2 separate regions of the Homo sapiens genome follow, and region 1 is linked to region 2. The links are chromatin contacts, found by Hi-C or POLR2A ChIA-PET in ENCODE. All regions are on one chromosome and are shown on one strand. Each heading gives the region's core, a stretch centred on a gene start or an enhancer-like site at or near the end of the contact. The rest is flanking DNA. Distances are from core to core; before and after follow the strand shown. Region 1 overlaps DYM (dymeclin). Region 2 overlaps DYM (dymeclin).

Evidence for each region. A loop is a pair of places that touch in the nucleus more often than their neighbours do. ChIA-PET counts read pairs that join two places held with the same protein, here RNA polymerase II (POLR2A). Pooled maps may share reads with other maps.
Region 1: a loop to region 2 is called in a map of ascending aorta, with 2.1 times the contacts of the local background. The contact joins two enhancer-like sites. A Hi-C loop is called at or near these places in 2 of 168 maps with a recorded cell type or tissue (ascending aorta and posterior cingulate gyrus), 1 of 37 single-sample maps with no recorded cell type and 3 of 50 pooled maps. POLR2A ChIA-PET finds 5 or more read pairs at or near these places in 5 of 52 experiments (AG04450, GM12878, MCF 10A and 2 more).

Annotation. Positions count from the first base shown.
Region 1 is chr18:49,092,459-49,096,831 of GRCh38, forward strand. The region is part of intron 17 of DYM (dymeclin); the gene reads right to left. Among named protein-coding and RNA genes, the nearest start is that of MIR4744, 45 kb to the left of the region's middle. Within about 2 kb of position 1,860, at least 3 of the 41 ENCODE cell types and tissues checked have a DNase peak (open chromatin) inside an H3K27ac peak, as active enhancers do.
Region 2 is chr18:49,052,863-49,057,572 of GRCh38, forward strand. The region is part of intron 17 of DYM (dymeclin); the gene reads right to left. Among named protein-coding and RNA genes, the nearest start is that of MIR4744, 5.4 kb to the left of the region's middle. Within about 2 kb of position 2,994, at least 12 of the 41 ENCODE cell types and tissues checked have a DNase peak (open chromatin) inside an H3K27ac peak, as active enhancers do.

The DNA.
Region 1 (4,373 bases), core at 610-3,109, 38 kb after region 2:
ACACGCAGCGTAAAGTGCCCTGCTCTACTCAGCTCTGCAACGCAAGGGGGTGCCTTTCTCTCCTGAAAGATGATACATTTTTCTGAGGGCAGAGGTGGTGTCTTACACACTTCTGTTTCCCCAACGTCCTAGCAATGTTGTGGTCAAAGTGGGGGTAAAATAACGAGCTGCAGTAGGAAGAAACAAACCACATTTGTAAGAGATGCTTTGCTTGTATATTATAGGTGATATCGGTGATGATGATGATGATGCAAATTAATGTAAAGGGACAGGTGGGTGCATACATCCTGAGAAGCAAATCTGGGGACAGAAGGAGAAGGGTGGTAGAAGGAGAAGGGCCAAATACAGGAAAACCAACTAGCAGGGAAAGCTTAGCGGTAAGAGACCCTTAGTCTTCCACCAGAGAGCCTGGGCTGAGAGGTCCTTGGGACAGCAAGCCATGGAGAAAAGCCTCACTCCTCACTGGGAGTCCCTCCTTTAATGTTCTGCACTAATGCTGTGCAGTGAATAAGGAGAGTTGAAGGACCAAAGGAGAAATCAAGATTTTGGCTGAGAAGAAGGAGAGAAATAGGAATCCAGAGGCAGGGTGAAGTTAATTTACCCCACGAATATGTATTGAATGAGATGGGTGTGCTGGGGGATGGTTTTGCTATAATGGAGGGACATACGTGTGCCATAGGAATGTGGAGAAAACCACCGAGTGTGCGTGGGTGAATCAGAGTGGGCTTCATAGAAAGCGGGGAGCATGATCGGCTCACCTGACAGACAAGCCATGAAACTGTGAGAACCCAGAAGCTGCATACACAAAGGCCTGGCATGCAAGGACTCTGTCCACCTGACGATCGGCCAGCGGCTGACAGCGTTGGAGCACAGGATCCGTAGGAGGAAAAAGAACACAACTTAAGTCAGGAGTTAGGCCATGAAGTGCCTTGTGTGCTGGATCAGAGCAGGGTGTAAGGGTGGCAACAGGGCTAAGAACACCTGGGGAGGAAGAAGGATGTGGAAGTGGAGACCCCAATTAGGAGTTTATAGCAATAGACTGTGGGAGAAATGTGGAGCAGCCACATGGGAGGGCGGCAACGTGGAGGGAAAGGAATGACTTGAGAAATGAGAATTTCTAGGGTTTGGGATCTAACAGTACTTTTGAGTTAGAGGGAGGATGCTGGCTATTCATATTTCCACAGGTAGAGATACACGAGGAGTGTGGATGTGTGGGGAGGCAGAAGAGAGTGACTGTGGACACATGGGGGTTGTTCCTGTGGGACCCCAAGGGGCCCTCCCAGTACAGCACTCAGGAATCTGCTCTGGGGATAGAGAACTGACAAAGAAACGAAAGATGCTTAGGGTGAGATAGGGAAGAGACCCCTGAATAGGAGCAAAGTGAAAGGTTTTAAGCAAGTTAGTTGATATGATTTTTTATATTTTTCTTTATGCAACTAAAAACAACCATGAAAGTATTCTAAAAAGTGGATATAAAATAAAGGCTTTAAAAATCATTTAGTGTGAAACTGGTAATTACTTTTAATTCCTATGACTTATCAAGTGTCTTGAGTAAATGAAGTTTGGTTAATGTCAATAACATATTATTCCACACTTTCTTATTTACACTAAAAGATAAGTTATCTTCTGGTTAATTCCCCTTGAAAAGCACTACCTAGTTTTCAAACACTAAATACAGTAAAATTCTTAATCCTCAAATGACATAGATAATTCACTAAACTGAAGAAAAGAGGGGACTTGAGAGCCCAACATAATAAAATCTGAGGTGGTAGTGGTATGAGAACACGCACGGATCTGGAAGAATTCTGACCCATCACCATGACATTCAAATTGCTCCACAGTAAGCAAAATGCGAGCCAGGAACATGCCCTGTTGTGGATACAGACAGTGAGAGCTTTGAGCTGCGGCTTCTAAGTCGGCTCCCAGAGGACATACTAACTTTATTTATTTCCTTCCAAATCCTAAAGGAGAAATAAGTGACTCAGGATTTCAGAGCCTGTTCTTTAGGTCTCTGTTTAAGCAGGAGGCTCCGGAAAAAATAATTACCTGGTATTGCCTTTCCCAGACTTCACAGAATACCAGTAAGAAGAGAATGTTTAGAATGATATTAATACTATTTACTCTGAACAGCCAAGTTGTTTAACTATATAGACAGATTTATCCAAATAGTATGCATTCCCACATAGGATATTACACAAATATTTTAGAAGGCTATGTCAAATAATATTTGATTGAAAAATATTTTATTTGGTTGGAAGTCAATTACTCTTCCATGGGCTTCCAGATCTTACTGTTTACTTGCCCAAAATTGGAAGAATACTACTTCTACAAAGTTGGCTTCAATTCTACAATGCAAGGGAAAGTTCTAAAACTTTTGGCTCATCGGCTTCAGCTGACATTAGCTGGTGAATTTTTCATGAGTAAGGGGCGCTGTGATCCTCTTAACAACCCAGAAGGTAGTAGTAAAGAATTCTGAGTTTCTAAGTGTTTAATTTATATATTTTAAGAAACAACAAATCAATTAGTATATATTATTCCACATTTTCATAGAGGGCTTATTAAGACAGCATTTCCAATTTGAAACCAACTCTTTTACATCAATATCATGTATGAAACTATTATTACACACCCGACAATTATTTTATCAGTATATATTAGTAAACTACTCCAAAGACTATAATGTGCTGTCATGTAGTATCATGTAAACATTACTCAACACAGCTTGAATTTTGAATCAACTTTAGATACCGTGGTATTCTGTGAATTAAACTCTAGAGATTTTAAGTGACTCATTTTATTATAAACACTCAATCCAAAAAGATGATTAAAATAATTGAGATAAGGCTTGATTGTAAGGATAAACAGCCTTTTATTTCTAGTAACATCTGTGGTAATAATATGCTATCATTTAAACCAACTAGGATGACTCACCATCTGTGGGTAAATGTAATTTTAGTAAATGTAATCTTTTCTAGTACTGGTGATAGTGTTTTTTTTTTTTTGTTTTGTTTTTAAACTGAATCATCCATCTTCTATCCTTTTGCAACCATGAAGTGAGTTGGCAAGCTGAGGTCAGGAGTACAACTTCTTGCTATGTTCCAGAACCAAATTAACTGGCCCTCTTAAGAAATTTACCCATGACCTTGGCCTCAATAGGATCTTGCTCTAAATCAGAGTCAACTTGCCTGGGACCCACCATAGATCAATTATTTTCTCTATTTAGCCATAATTCTGAAAAACGAAAAGAGTTACATTTTTGTTTATATGTCACTGTCTCAAATATAAATGACATTTTATTTTTGAATATAGTATAATAAATGAACAAATATTAACATTCCAGCACTTAGCCTGCACACTGTAATTCATTTTGCTTTAAGGTAAGTATTACAGTGAACTACAAGATTAACCTTCCCCAGACTCCATTGCAGTGTCCTTTTTTGGCAGCCTCGATATTTCTACTTTGTTCTTGACTGAGCTTACACACCAAGATCCATCACTTCCTGGGAGTAGCCACTTTAATCTTCATAGATTTTTTTGTACTGGTTCACATGGTATAGTTTACATAAATTTGAAATAGTTCAAAAAAATCCCACAAAAATACCCCCAAACCAACCAACAAACCAAGGTCTTACTTTATGTAAAAATGGAAACAATATGAATTCTCTATATTTAAAAAAATTATCTGGAATAGGAACACATCCAAGCTGGAGGGCCCAGTGAACTCTAACCTGTTTTTATGCTATTACCACATGGTGGTGCCACTTTGGCTGATAAACAGAACATTTGCCATCTTTGCACAGTACCGTGTGAATCTCCCTGTTGTTTATGTACAGTGGAACTTCAGTAAATGATTATGATGACTAATGTGCTGTTATTTTACAAACTCTGTTATTATAATTGAAAATATTTTTATATCCTACAACAATATCTCTCAAGCATTCATTAAGCAGTGGTTCTAGTGATAGTGCTGAAAAACATAGCCCCCAAAAACAGTAACAACACTGGAACAGACGTGAACTGTGACAAAACACTATGAAGGCCAAATATCCACTATGACCTCCTGTGTTGGTAATTTAGGTGAAAGCACTCTAAAAAATTAGAGCTAATGAAGAAAAAACTAAAAAGAACAGTAAAGTAAAAGTAAGCTGCAATGCTGTACATTCATGCATTCCCCAAAGGATCTTCTTTACATCTTTTTCTTATGGGATAATTAGTCTTGAAGTATGAGTTTTATATTGTGAGACTGCTTCAGGAATACATCTATCAAACAGATGTAAATGCCTTCTTCAAATACAGCACTTCCCCCACCTTCTCCACGAAGTGCATCTCTTTCCACTATTACATCCCAGGCACACAGTAAACAGTGCAGCAAT
Region 2 (4,710 bases), core at 1,744-4,243:
TGGCAGGAATTCAGCTAGAACTGGCTGGCACAGGGCAGGGCACTGGTTATCTCAAGCTCAGGCTACTTTGGTGAGGAGCCCCTGGCTTTCACGCTTCTCTTTCCGAGATACTTGTCCTGTGACACAGCTCAACAAAGAGAGAAAACTCATCCCTCAAGCTTGTAGCTTGGTCTCAATCCAAAGCTACTTACAGCAATCCTGTTGTTTTGATTTTTGGAGCCAGAGGTAATGCTAGACTCTCAAGTTTGGCTGGAATGTTTTTATCAGCTCCAGTGAGTCAACCTACCACAGTGGGACATCCGGACGCCCAGCTCAGAGACAAAGCAAGGGTCTGGTTTGGTGGTTGAGACTTGGGTGCAACAAGCAGACCAAAAGCCTGAAAGCCATCTCTGCTGTCAGTCATGTGATCTGGTGAAAACCCACAGGAAGTTCAGTGAACAGATGGAGGGCACAACTGCAATAATTTTATTACCACGAAAGTTGAATGGCGTTTTCCCCCTTCCACCTAAAGATGATATAAGATAGCATCAGAAACTCTAGCAAGCACCTGGCACAGGTCCAGAGTCTAATACAATTTAAAATCCAATAGCTACATAGCAGATTGAAAAAAAAAATTCAAGACCATATTAAGCCTCTGAATAGACAAGGAAATGGGAGATTGCTGGTCGCAAGGCAGACCAGTAACTGTTGGCAGATGGCGCAGGTCGGGAGTGATGGGTTAGTGACTACAGACAGCACGTGCAGGGCTTGTGGTGGGCAGTCCTGCTCAGATGAAAACTACACAGGTTTGGAGATCCTGTCGTAAAATAGCAGAGGACGCATTTACATTCTTTTTTTAATTCTGGGGGTGAAGGATAAATTTGGGGATTACGTAGCCTCACTATCATTCCTCCTCCATATCCTATTGCTGTGTAACTTTAGTTCATCAATGATAAGTCCTTAAACCAAATGTTGGTGGGCTTCAGCTAAACAGGAGGCATTTGCTTGGCTGTAGAGGAAAGAGAGGAATAACTTCTGCTCCTTGAACAGGGTGCGTCAGTTAGCGGGAGGAAACAAGAACAAGCGGGGAGCATGACCCAGGATGGGAGGTGGGTGGTGCTCCCGGACGATGCTCTCCCAGGTAGTTCTGGCGAATACTGGGGCCAGGAGGTTTTACGTGGGCTTGGACAGCAAACTCTGGGAGAAATAATGAATCATCAGTTCAGCTAAATTGTTGATCAAGACTGAAGTGCAGGCTCTTCCAAGTGTAATGGAGGGAGTGACAAATCTATGAAATATTATAATTTAACAAAAAGAAGATAAGCACTGGTCTATGAATAACATCAGCAATGAATGTGGAAAAGTTTCATTTTATGTTAATTTTACAATTAATGAAGAACTTTATTTGTTTCTTTATTGAGACGGAGTCTTGCTGTGTCACCCAAGCTGGAGTGCAGTGGTGCGATCTCGGCTCACTGCAACCTCTGCCTCCCGGGTTTAAGTGATTCTCCTGCCTCAGCCTCTCAAGTAGCTGGGATTAGAGGGGCATGCCACTACGCCCGGCTAATTTGTTGTATTTTTAGTAGAGATAGGGTTTCACCATGTTGGCCAGGCTGGTCTTGAACTCCTGACCTCAGGTGATCTGCCCGCCTTGGCCTCCCAAAGTGCAGGAATTACAGGCGTGAGCCACTGTGCTGGGCCAGAACTAAATTTAAAATATAGGAAATTATAAAGGACCACTTATTAGAAGTTACAAGTTAAGAAACACAAAGTTAAAATTAAGAAGCCCATCATGAGAGTGGCTCAAAAGACAGTTGCAACACATGGCATATCTAGGAACACCATGGCTGGCGACACAGAGGGACTTGGGCAGGGGGTCTCTGGGCACTAAGTTACCACCCAAGAGGGGCACTTACAAGGTTGGCAGACACGGATCCTGAGCTCAGGAAATGGTTTCACCACTGTGGAGTGTCCACAAGTGACACTAACAGTTTTTGTAAGTAAGGGCGAAAAGACTCTTCGGGAAAACATGGAGGATATAAAGTGGAGCCCCATGCTCGGGACAAGCTCTCCACAAACCATCGTATCATTGGCTAGAACTGGAAGCCCCCTTGAGTCTGAATCTTGAGCAAATGTCCCTGGTAGGACCTCTGTCACAGACCCAGGCTAAGGGGATTCACAGAAAGGAGAGAAACTTAATCTTCGGTTTTCAATTTCTCTCTCTTTTCTGGGGGCTGGTGGGAAGGTACAGACTCTCCTGCTGCCTTGGTGTGTGGGCAGGGTTGTGACTTGTGGAGACAGGGCTGGGGTGGGGGTTGCTGGAACTGCATGTGGAGGGACCCTCTGGAGCAGACAGAGGCTGACAGCACCCTTCTGGGGCCGATCTGCAGTGAGGTGTGGCTAGAGGTAAGTTTGGAGAGGTGGGTGGAGGCACGGAGGCAGCCTTGAGGGAAGCCTGTTCACCTGGGAAGCCTAGAGTCGAGGGGACAGATGGAGGACAGAGACTCGTGATCTAAAAGCCATCAGCTGCGGGGCACCAGGTGAAGTTGCCTACGCGTCAACTCCTCAGGAAGGCTGACTGCATTACTGAGTCAAACTGCCTGATGCAAATCAATTCCTACTTAGGAGGCTGGGAGAAGGAGAATATTTTGATTCCAAGGTAGGAGATGGGGGCAAAAGTGGAGAATTCTGCTGTCTGTCTTCAAAGATGATGATACTAATGAGAGACAGAATCTGAATACGAGGTGCCAAGAGTCCTTCCTAACCCACAGCAGTGATGCTGTCTTTGAGGTTCTCAACAGATTGGGTGGGATCCTGCCCATTAGTAGCCCCAGGCCAAGCTGCAGAGCTTCCCAAAATGCCGAGGGCCAAATGGGCAGAATGCTAAACGAAAGCACAGCAGCATGCTGTGGGTGAGTAACCTGAATTCCCTTTCTTGGACAAAGGTCTCCCCGCCTTCGTGAGAATGGGAAGGCAAAGACTACGATGAGCTGAAGCCTGGAAAGGCTGGGTGAAGAAATGTTTCCCTCCAGCGTTCCAGGAAATATCCTGGGAGGGCTCACACCAAAAGATGAACAAGCAACCAGCGGCTGACTCTAATGGAACAACGGCTTCCCGCTGCTGGCCAGTGAGGATGGAGGTGGTGACACTGCCACGGCAGCTGAGGCGACTCAGCCCAGCAGCCACGTGAGCCTGGCTAGGGGAAGTGAGTAATGAGGGGGCTGGGGGAGGTGCAGGCTGAAGGAAACTTTGGGGTTTCTCAAGTCGTTCCTGTCTCTTCAGCTGTCACCCTCTGCTCCCACTTTCCTGAAATGGAGGCAGGACTCTTCAGACAACTCAGAGACTCAAGAGCCACCAAATGGGCTCAGGCCCTGCTTTCTGCTAGCATTGCCACAGAGCCCCTAAAAGCCACTGAAGACAGGCCATTTTCATTGACACTGTCAGAGTAGAAAAGAAAGAGAATACTTGAAACTCTGTTTTCCAAAACCAAAGTAGAGAAAGCTAATAAGCAAGGGACAGGTGATGTGATCAGAAATCAAACAGGATTTGGCTCTCAGGCTACATGCCACTGAGGAGAGGAGAATCTTCACAGAGGGCTAATGAGTGTAAAAATATTCGTATTTGTAAGCTGAAACAAAGATTGAATCTCCATTAATAAAAGCCTATTCTTTTTCATTCATGATTCCTGCTTTATTTATTTTATTATTATTTTTAAAGACAGAGTCTCACTCTGTTGGCCAGGCTGGAGTGCATTGGTGTGATCTCGGCTCACTGTAGCCTCAACCTCCCAGGCTCAAGCGATCCTCCCACTTTAGACTCCCTAGTAGCAGGGACTACAGGCGCATGCCACCACAACTGGGTAATTTTTTTTTTTTTTTTGTATTTTTAGTAGAGACGGGGTTTCACCATGTTAGCCAGGATGGTCTCGATCTCCTGACCTCATGATCCGCCCACCTTGGCCTCCCAAAGTGCTGCGATTACAGGCGTGAGCCACCGCGCCCGGCCACACCTGGGTCATTTTTGTATTTTTTGTAAAGACATGTTTTTGCCACATTGTCCAGGCTGGTCTTGAATTCTGGGGCTCAAGAGATCTGTTGCCCATCTCAGCCTCCCAAAGTGCTGGGACTACAGGTATGAGCCATGGCCTGGGCCAATTCCTGCTTTTACCCTTTCCTGTACAAAAAGGCATAGGTCGTAAGTTTCATATCTCAGTGTGTTAGCAATGTAAAACCTGGCTCACCATATCCAAAATAGGGTCTTGATCTGGCCTTGGGCAGGCTAGAAATTTAACTGCACTGGTATAAATCCATGTGATCTGAACTTTTTTTTTGGTAATTTTCTTATGAAGGGAGCAGTTTCACAGTTTACAACTTTATGAACTAGCAATAACACCATGGGCAGGATAGAGGGAAAGTACATTCAGAGGTGGCAAAGCAGTGATGCTGACCAATCAGACAAAGAGACCGCAGAGAGGAAGGACTTCACCTCTGCAGACTGCTGCTCCTTGAGCCCAGGTCTCTCGTGGACACTGCTCAGGGGCTGGCTCAGGCAGGGCCACAGACGAGCATGCACAGTGTTTCCCAGGCAGGCCTGTGGCACGATGGGGCCAGAAAGAGCCAGGGCAAGGGAGCTGGGAGTCATGCTCATTCCCACTTGCCCCATATGTTAACTGGGGCGGGGGGTTTGGTAGTGGCCCAGGAGTCGCCCTGCCCCATTGTTCCTAGTCTGACA